2 separate regions of the Homo sapiens genome follow, and region 1 is linked to region 2. A link is an interaction called in ENCODE POLR2A ChIA-PET data of the cell type or tissue named here. Cell type or tissue: Caco-2. All regions are shown on one strand. Links, peaks and the distances in the headings refer to the core of each region. The heading gives the core; the rest is flanking DNA.

Region 1 (5,382 bases), core at 224-5,223, 210 kb before region 2:
TGGAACGGACTGCCAGGCTATTCTCATTTGCAGAAATCTACAAAAAAAAAAAAAAAAAAAAAGTTAGAGGGGGATTAAGAGTCATATTAAAAATAAAAGAGCAAACTGCTGTTAATGCCATAAAAACCTGCTGACTCCAGTCAGTCACTGGCTGCCTAGGGGAAATAACGGGCACCAGAACAGCTGAGCATTTGAACAAGAGGCAGCAAAATGTCTTTTATGAGGATATTAACATGCCTCTCAATTACAGAGTAACCCGAGAAACAGACTGCACTCAACTGCCAAAAGTGTGCATCATCTCCCTTTATAAAACAACTTCTAAACCATATTTTTCTGCTCTCAAAAAACAAAGCAAAACAAAGCCCTCTATCAAGGAGAGCAAAGCTCCTCACCGTATAACCATAACCCACTCCAAGGAAAGATAAAGTATTTAAATATAGGAACCATTCTTATTTTTTAATTTTCCTAATTCTTATTTCCCAACCAACTACATCCTGCTGAAACGAGCTTGCCTATATAGAAGACCTTTTGACAGTTATAAAACAAATTTACCTAAAACTAACCTCAGTATTATCTTTGAGGACAGTTTCCCTTCTAATCCCAGTCTCAAAATGGCAATGTTTAAAAAGATGGCAGATCTTACGTATAGGTGTATATATCATTTTCTCAAAAGCCATCAAATTTAAATAAAAGAACTCTCTATTAGAGCTCTCCCTCCTTTCTACTGGCCCCCATGCCTTCCTGGTATCTTACTCCACATCCAAAATCATGAAGAGTCAACAGGTGACCCAATGTGCACTCTTCACATAATTTCCTTTTATTCAGATGCCACGGATTTTATGGGCAATGCTGAGTGTTTATATCAGGATGTCTGACAAACTGAATAGATTTACAATGAAGATTAAGCTGCTGGCTGACTGCACCTGAATTTCAGCGTGGTTATTTTTTCCACTACTCTCTTCATTACAGGAATTCTGACATGGCATAAAATAAACCGGTACAATCACAGCCAGCATTTACTGGGTGTTTACTATGTGCCAGGTATTCAACTAATCGCCTTACAAATGCACTATTTTATCTAATGATATGAAATAAATTTTCTGAAAGTTGTGCATGCCTACAAAAAGCTCTTCAGTTCTTGAGAATTAGTAGGTACCTCCATCCCAGGATGTTCTTCTCTCACCTTTAATTTGGTCACCTTGAACCTGTGAGGTAATCTTTGCTTTTTTTTTTTTTTTTTGAATGGAGTCTTGCTCTGTTGCAAGGCTGGAATCCAATGGTGCGATCTCAGCTCACTGCAACCTCTGCCTCCTGGGTTTAAGTGATTCTCCTGCCTCAGCCTCCCGAGTAGCTGGGATTACAGGTGCCCATTATCACACCCGGCTAATTTTTGTATTTTTAGTAGAGCAGGGTTTCACCATGTTGGCCAGGATGGTCTCAGACTCCTGACCTCAGGTAATCTGCCCACCTTGGCCTCCCAAAGTGCTAGGATTACAGGCGTGAGCCACCTCGCCAGGCACATGTCCTTTTTTTTTTTTTAACAAGCTGAAGTTCAAATAACACTTAGGTATTGGTTAACAAAAGCTAGGCAAACAGCCAAAAGGATAGCTAAGGGTCTGAAAAACATTGCGAATTTTAAGGCAGCTGAGGGTTTGTAAACCTGCAGCATGTGCTTGAAGAATATGTATTGTCTTTATCTCCTTTCTTCCCCACCCACTTCATGATTCACAGTCGCACTAATGTCCTTTTAGGCTATAATTAAAATGTTCTAATCTTCCAGTTCAGTTCAGAGTTCCAGTTTCAAATCAGCATGAAGACAATGACGAAGGAAACATGAATTTAGATACAGGGACAATTCAAGCATTATTTCCCAAATGACTGTTTCCCAAACTATGCTCCTGGGATAAAGATGGGGATATTTCAATGCTGGGAATATTTTTCTCTTAAAATTTCTTTCTTTCTTTTTTTTTTTTAACAGTATATAAGAAAAACTTCAAAAATATTTAGTCAGTTATTCTTAAGAAATAATCTCCCATTTAAAAGATGAGAAAACAAGACAGTTTAACAAGATAACTCACTTAATACATGGCATGTGCCTCATGGGCTAATGCCTGAGTCCACTGCTGCAAGGATGTTTGCAATTTATGGGGGATTATATGACCATGTAACACATGACTGCCAAGTATTTTGTCTTGTTATTCCAACATACATTTGTGATGTTTTTATAAAATAAACTATTCTAATATTTTTTTCTGTTCTGGTCTTTGAATCAAATTTTGTAGCCATCAGTTTGAGACCATTTTTCTGTGGGTCTGCTTTGATCCAAGAGTAGTATATCTCATGAGTTCCTGTTAGTATTCTGACAATATACCATCCTACTTTGTAAAGTCTGTTGTAGTCAAATAAGTTTGAGACAGGGTGCAGTGGTTCACACCTGTACTTCCAGTACTTTGGGAGGCTGAGGCTGAGGGGATTGCTTGAAGCCAGAAGTTTGAGACCATTCTGAGAATTATAGCGAGACCCTGTCTATACAAAAAATAAAGATAAAAATAAATTAGCCAGATGTGGTGGTGCACACCTGTAGTCCCAGCCACTTGGGAGGCTGAGGCAGGAAGATCACTTGAGCCCAAGAGTTGGAGGCTACAGTGAGCTATGATCACACTACTACACTCCAGCCTGGGTGACAGAGCAAGACCTCATCTCTAAAAAAATTTAAAAAATACAAATTCCAACTAAGCTTGAGAACTGTTGCTCTTAATCCATTTAATGATCTCCATGTCTTTTGGAAGAATGGCGTCAAGGGTGTCAATAAGTGTAACAGAAGCAATGGCTTTTCTCCTAAGATTAAATCACTGTAATAGATTTGAAAACCCTTTCTCCTCATCTCATTTAACATTCGATTATCATATTGACTGAAAGACTAAAAGAATTGGACAATGGGCAATGGTAGAGAACATGATAATTCCCCTGACATAAATAATGTTACTTATTTCAATTAAGCCATTCATCTAATGATTAATACATAACACACAAATATGATTTGCTTAAAATCTTTCAGTGGCTTTCTCCTGCTGCACCACTACATCCAAACCCTTAAGGGTGACATAAAGATTTACCCTAGCCCTCTCCTTCCACCTGTCTCTCACTGCTGCCTATGTGTACCTCATGCTCCAGCCAAGTCAGCAAACCTGTAATTCTGGCCAAGCACGGTGGCTTACAGCTGTAATCCCTCACTTTGGGAGGCCAAGGCGGGTGGATCACGTGAGGTCAGGAGTTCAAGACCAGCCTGGCCAACATGGTGAAACCCCATCTCTACTAAAAATACAAACAATTAGCCAGGCATGGTGGCACGTACCCGGAATCACAGTTACTTGGGAGGCTGCGGCAGGAGAATTGCTTGAACCTGGGAGATGGAGGTTGTAGTGAGCTGAGATCACGCCACTGCACTCCAGCCTGGGTGACAGAGCGAGACTCCATCTCCAAACAAACAAACAATCCCTGTAATTCCTCAGCCATCATCTCTGGTTTCCAAATCTCTGTTGTATCTGCCTGGAATAGCCTTCTATTTCTAACTCAACCTTCCCCTCATTCACTTGGCCTACTTCCACACGTTCTTCAAGACTCAGCTCAGACATCACCTTCTTGAGGAAGTCAGGTTAAATATCTTTGCTCTGGGCTTCTGTGGTCCTGTATACCCCTCTCACAGCCTCACAGCACCTATCATACATTTTTATGATAGCTGACCTCTTATTAATCTCTCCTCTACTCTGTTTTCTTGCACATAAAGACCACATGGAATGGTTTGTCAATAAGTTTTTAAGCTTATTATTTCCTATGCTTACTTAGCATAGTGACTGCCTTTCAAAATAATATGAGTGGAAGAGTAAGATTTTCTTGCACAAAATGTGTTAAATGTATACTTAAATTAAGAATATATGAGTATCTGAAGATAATCTCTAATCAAATATATTTTTATTTTATTTTTGTAAATTATTCTTCCCAGGAGCATGGAATCAAGTTGCCCTGAATCTATGCTCTCCCAAATAGATTTTTTTTTTTTGAGATGGAGTTTCGCTCTTGTTGCTTAGGCTGGAGTGCAGTGGTGTGACCTCAGCCCACTGCAACATCCGCCTCCTGGGTTCAAGCGATTCAACTGTCTCAGCCTCCTGAGTATCTGGGATTACAGGCATGCACCACCATGCCCGGCTAATTTTTTGTATTTTTATTAGAGACGGGGTTTCTCCATGTTGGTCAGGCTTGTCTCGAACTCTCGACCTCAGATGATCTGCCTGCCTTGGCCTCCCAAAGTGCTGGGATTACAGGCGTGAGCCACCACACTCGGCCCGAATAGATTTTTATTTTATTTATTTATTTTTGAGACAGAGTCTTGCTCTGTCGCCCAGGCTGGAGTGCAGTGCACTCAGCTCACTGCAACCTCCACCTCCTGGGATCAAGCGATTCTCCTGCCACAGCCTCCCGAGCAGCTGGGATTACAGGCATGCACCCCCACACCCGGCTTTTTATATTTTTAGTAGAGATGGGGTTTCACCCTGTGGGCTAGGCTGGTCTCGAACTCCTGACCTCAGGTGATCCACCTGCCTCACCCTCCCAAAGTGCTGGGATTACAGGCGTGAGCCACTGTGCCCAGCCTCCAAATAGATTTTAAAAAATCACTTCAGCTCTTTGCCTTCTGAGCATCTGCTGAGCAAAATAATTTTCCAATGAAGGCTCATTATTTGGTCAGCTATAAGTTGCAGAGCTACTCAACTGAAATTATGTGACCTGCAAAAATGGCAATCTGTCCTGGCAGCTGTTACCAAATTCCCAGACACTCTACAGCCTAGAGTTAGAGTTGTTTCTAATTTCAAGCATCTAATTTAGAACACATGCTTCCTTGGCAACTGGACATCAGACTTTTCAACCTACCTTTTCCCCTTCCTGATGGGTGATGCAGACCTCAGGACCTGGGGGCACATTCTCCTTTTGCTCCATTTTATGAATTTTGATTTCGCCACCACTGGCTTTCAGCTCATTCTACAAAATAAAAATAACTGTAAAAATTTTTTTAAAGTCCCATCATTCTGTTCTCTTCATAGCACATCTATTAGATAAACTTGGAATGTTAAAAAATTCTTCTAAGAAGCCTCGGGTCAAATCAACCCCCTAACTCTCACAAGCAAAACCCACTGACTAGTGAAATGACAAAAGCAGCTTTGTGGACACATACCTCAGAGTTAAATATCTGTATGCTAGTGTAAAACTGGATTGCTCATTAGAATACAGACACATCAACACAGGCACACAGAACACCCCAAGCATACAACATTCTTGTGATTCACTCTTCTAGCAGCAGAGCTTGTGGTAATGCAAAGCTTGTGAGTT
Region 2 (5,382 bases), core at 212-5,211:
CTTCATTTTCTCATATGAGTTTTATTGAAAATTAACTGTCTTTAAATATTTGGGGCTGAATATGTGGTATTAAAATCAGTGAAAAACAACATGTTGGTCGTTTGGCGTTTTGTTAACTAATATTTGATCCCTGTAACCTCATGATAGAGGAATTATTCTCAGTGAGAGAACCAAAGCTCAGAAGTTAGATGTCTAAGGTCATTCAAGTGTAAATAATGTGGGGGCTAAAGTCTGAAGTCTGACTTCTAGAACATAAATTTCTGGCTTCAAAATTATTTTTGTACTTTCCCATAAGTCAAAGGTTCTTAATCTAGGTTTTTGGATAGAATTGAGGAAGTAAGTACCTAAGCTTGGTTGAGGAAAAAAATTTGCGTGTTTATTTTCTCTAGCTTCTAACTGAAATCTAAATGGAAAAGAAGTGAAAATTCTTTAAATGTTAATGGCAGCAACAGTGTATGTGACCTTGTCACCAAGACAAATCACTTTTTTACATGTATTACAGCTTTTGCAGTTATCTTGAAATATTTATGCTCATTACTTGCTATATGTCAAAAATATTGTTAACGTATTGCTATATTAGACATTTTAAAATATTTTGATAACTGCGTTTCAATATAATTGGTTTACTTTGTGATCCTATATATTTTAGAAATGTAAAAAAACGGAGAAGAGATCCATAGATTAATTGGACTACTAAAGAGGTCTGTGTCACAGAAGAGGTTAAGAACTGCTTTACTAAACCAACTTGCTTGTGGATCATCTTTGGCAGGGTTAATCTGGGATCCCTGGGTCCTCTGCAGTTGTGTTCAATACCTTTTACTTATGTGTATTTTTCTGGAGAGATTCCAGCTTAACTATCCCACTAGAATCAGTAGGATAGATAATAGCAATATAACAATAACAACAGTAGTAGTATATACTTGTATCGTGCTTTGTGTCAGGAACGTTTGATGTTTTTGCATATATAGATATCTGTACATCTTAAGTCTCAATATCTCTATGAGGTGTTAGTATCCCCATTTTAGTGATAAGTAAGGCAGCTGGGCGCAGTGGCTCATGCCTGTAATCCCAGCACTTTGGGAGGCTGAGGTGGGTGGCAAATCACCTGAGGTCAGGAGTTTGAGATCAGCCTGGCCAACATGGTGAAACCCCATCTCTACTAAAAATACAAAAATTAGCCAGAGGTGGTGGCACACACCTGTAATCCTAGCTACTCGGGAGGCTAAGGTAGGAGAATCGCTTGAACCTGGGAGGCAGAGGTTGCAGTGAGCTGAGATGGCACCACTACACTCCAGCCTGGACAACAGAGTGAGACTCTGTCTCAAAAAAAAGAAACTAAGGCACATATAATTTAAACTTGCCTAAGTTTATACAGCTAGTGAACATGGAAGCTTGTATTAGAACTCATCAACCACCTACTTGTATTGGAGTAGAATATATTGCAGACAAGGAATCAATCCTATGTAAATAATACTTAGATGCAACTTTTTAAAACCTGGCCTTGGGCCCAATGTGGTGGCATGTACCTGTAGTCCCAGCTACTAGGGAGGCAGAGGCAGGAGTTTCGCTTGAGTATGGGAGGTCAAGGCTGGAATGAGCCGTGATTGTGCCACTGCATTCCAGGCCGGGTGACAGAGCAAGACCAACTATATTGACTTCAGTAGATTATTGGTTTGTTTTATTTTTTTCCTCTTGAGACCGAGTCTCGCTCTGAGACCGAGGCTAGAGGGTGGCGCAGTCTCAGCTCACTGCAACCTCCGCCTCCTGGGTTCAAGCAGTTTTTTTTTTTTTTTTTTTTTTTTGAGACGGAGTTTCCACTCTTGTTGCCCAGGCTGGAGTGCAGTGGCGCCATCTCGGCTCACTGCAACCTCCACCTCCTGGGTTCAAGTGATTCTCCTGCCTCAGCCTCCCGAGTAGCTGGGACTGTAGGCGCATGCCACCACGCCCAACTAATTTTTGTATTTTTAGTAGAGATGGGGTTTCACCATGTTGGCCAGGATGGTCTCGGTCTCTTGACCTCATGATTCGCCCACCTCGGGCTCCCAAAGTGTTGGAATTACAGGCGTGAGCCACCACACCTGGCGGGTTCAAGCAGTTCTGCCTCAGCCTCCCTAGTAGCTGGGACTTCAGGCATGTGCCACCATGCCTGGCCTTTTTTTTTTTTTTCCTGATTTTTAGTAGACACGGGTTTCACGATGTTGGCCAGGCTGGTCTCGAACTGCTGACCTCAAGTGATCCGCCCGCCTTGGCCTCCTAAAGTGCTGGGATTATAGGCGTGAGCCACCGCGCCTGGCAGATTTTTTTTCCACCTCTGTTCTGAAGGAGAAACAAACAATGTCCCTCTCTGGAAAGAGGTAAAAGTTTGGATGATTCACAAAGTCATCAAACATGACCTGCCATGAATTCTTTTACAACAAATTGTTTGTAAGTTTGAAACTGCAGTGTACTACCTTCATCTGAATGCTATCAAGTTACTTAAAACTTGTGAGCCCTAAGGAGGCAGATAGTAATTTAAAAAAATTTTTTCATTTCTCTCTTTTATTTACAGTTTTTTTTTTAATTTTTAATTTTTTGAGACACAGTCTCGTTTGCTGCAGCCTCCACCTCCCCAGCTCAAGTGATCCTCCCACCTCAGTCTCCAAAGTAGCTGGGACTATAGACATGTACCACCATGCCTGGCTAATTTTTTTCTTTTTTGGTATTTTTTGTAGAGACAGGGTTTTGCTTTTTTGCTCAAGCTGAAATTTTTGTTTAAATAAAAAAAATTAAAACTAGAGACTGGGAAGGGTGGGTATGCAGTGACTACTGAAATTGGGTTTCTGTCTCTGTTTGAGTTTTTCCCTGAAAATGAAGACAGTTGTCCCTCAGTATTTGTGGGAAATTGGTTCCAGGACCCTCTGTAGATGCCAAAAACCTTGGATGCTCAAGTCTTACATAAAAAGGCATAGTATTTGCGTAGCACCTATGCACATCTTTGTGTATATGTTAAATAATCTCTAGATTATTTATAATACCTATTAAAATGTAAATGCTTTATAAATAGTTGCTATACTGTATTATTTATAGAGTGATAAGAAAAAAGTCTCTACATTGTCAGTACAGATGCAATGATTTTTTTTTCTGAGTATTTTTGATTTGTGATTGATTGCTCCACTGATACAGAACCTATGGATATGGAATTCATGGATATGGAGGGCCAACTGTACTTACTTACTTAGGTAGCAGTTAAGTTTCATACGACCTAGGACGCTTTAATAACTCTTAAATAATTAAAACATATTTTAGGTTGGGTAACGTGTCTCATGCCTGTAATCTCAACACTTTGGGAGGCCGAGGTGGGAGGATAGCTTGAGCCCAGTAGTTCAAGACCAGCCTGGGCAACAAAGTTAGACACCCCCCACCCCCACCCCCAACCTCTACAAACAAATTTAAAAAATTAGCCAGGCCTGGTGGCATGTGTTGTGGTCCCAGCTACACTTGAGGTGGGAGGATCACTTGAGCCAGGAGATCGAGGCTGCAGTGAACCATGTTCATGACACTGCACTCCAGCCTGGATGACAGAGTGAGACCCTGCCTCAAAAAATTTTTTTAAATTATTATTTTATTATTTTTTAAGAGACAGGGTCTCACTGTGTTGTCCAGGCTGGAGTACAGTGGCTATTCACAGGTACAGTCATGGCACACCATAGCCTCAAATTCCTGGGCTCAAGCAATCTGGCCTCAGCCTCCTGAGTAGCTGGGACTACAGGCTCATGCCACCAGTTAAAAATATTTTTAATTGTGAAATACATATAACTTAAAAAGTATCATCTAACAGTTTTTTGTTTTTTTGAGAGAGAATCTTGCTCTGTTGCCCAGGCTGGAGTGCAGTTGCATGATCTCGGCTCACTGCAATGTCTGCCTCCTGGGTTCAAGTGATTCTCTCACCTCAACCTCCCCAGTATAGCTGGGACTACAGACGTACGCCACCATGCTGGCTAATTTTTGTATTTTTAGTAGAGACGAGGTTTCGCCATGTTGGCCAAGCTGGTCTCAAACTCCTAACCTCAGATCTACCTGCCTCAGCCTCCCAAAGTGCTGGGATTGCAGGCTTGAGCCACCGCGCCCAGCCCATCTTAACAGTTTTTTTGTTTGTTTTTTGAGATGGAATCTTGCTCTGTCGCCCAGGCTGGAGTACAGTGGCATGATCTCGGCTCACTGCAACCTCCGCCTCCTGGGTTCAAGCGATTCTTCTGCCTCAGCCTCCTGAGTAGCTGGGACTACAGGCGCGTACCACCACGCCTAGCTATTTTTTGTATTTTTAGTAGAGACGGAGTTTCACCATATTGGTCAGGCTGGTCTCGAACTCCTGACCTTGTGATCCACCCTCCTCGGCCTCCCAAAGTGCTGGGATTACGGGCGTGAGCCACTGCGTCTGGCCGAAGCTTTGTTTTCTTTAAGGTTTAAACTAATTTAAGAGAAGTATAACTTCTAAGTTTTCATCTCAGCCTTGTTACTAACATACTCTGATTTAGGGCAAGTCAAACAATTTATAATTATTTAAAGTTTTTTTTATAGTTGGAGAGTATACTTTTGGTTGGGCAAATAAAAGTTTTAAAAGAGGAATGAAGATGGCAGTATGTTAAAATACACATTTACTTGCAGCATTTAAAGGAGTACAGCTGGGCGGGGTGACTCATGCCTGTAATCCCAGAATTTTGGGAGGCCGAGGCAAGTGGATCACTTGAGGCCAGGAGTTTGAGACCAGCCTGGCCAACATGGCGAAACCCCATGTCTACTAAAAATAAAAATATTATCTGGGCATGTGCCTGTAGTCCTAGCTACTTGGGAGGCTGAGGCACACCTTGAAGCAGAGGTTGCAGTGAGCCGAGATCATGTCACTGCACTCCAGCCTGGGTGACAGTGAGACTGTCTCAAAAAAAGGAAAATTAATTAAAGGAATACAAATGTTAAAATGCAAATAGGCACTTTGCACTTACTCTTTTGAAAAAAATTATAATGTAAAAGTGTAAGTAAATGTAAGAAAAAGAAACATCTAAGTATGTACTCATCTTTCCTGTCTTACCTGTGTCCTTGTCCCACCACTTGAACCAATCTTTGGTTCACAGAATATCTCTACTGTTTTTAAATGACGGGCTCTAAACCAAAGACAGAAGAGTGCTTTAGATGAATATTATTAGGGGTAGGATGTGAACTGCATTCATAAATGCCAAACTCCAGGGATGAGTTGAGTTAAGTTCTATTGGGTTTGTATGTACTGAGAGAAGAGAAAAGGATTTTCTGCTTTTTTTTTTTTTTTTTTTTTTTTTTCCAGCTGGAGTTTCTCTCTTGTTGCCCAGGCTGGAGTGCAATGGTGTGATCTCAGCTCACTGCAACCTCCGC

Evidence for each region. Peaks named below come from ENCODE experiments on the same cell type or tissue, not always from the same donor. Only the 100,000 strongest peaks of a DNase experiment are listed, where the experiment ranks them.
Region 1: POLR2A ChIA-PET joins it to region 2 with 12 read pairs; 7 of 35 experiments call an interaction of 5 or more read pairs at or near these places.

The regions. Positions count from the first base shown.
Region 1 is chr12:50,195,851-50,201,232 of GRCh38, forward strand. It overlaps LIMA1 (LIM domain and actin binding 1), which reads right to left. Exons shown (of 11, transcript NM_016357.5): 7 at 4,927-5,034; 8 at 1-37. Among named protein-coding and RNA genes, the nearest start is that of CERS5, 31 kb to the left of the region's middle. In Caco-2, for the core only: no CTCF peak of the experiment used is centred there; no DNase peak of the experiment used is centred there.
Region 2 is chr12:50,402,904-50,408,285 of GRCh38, forward strand. All of the region lies in intron 1 of LARP4 (La ribonucleoprotein 4), which reads left to right. Among named protein-coding and RNA genes, the nearest start is that of LARP4, 4.7 kb to the left of the region's middle. In Caco-2, for the core only: no CTCF peak of the experiment used is centred there; a DNase peak (open chromatin) is centred at 2,278; H3K4me3 peaks cover 281 bases.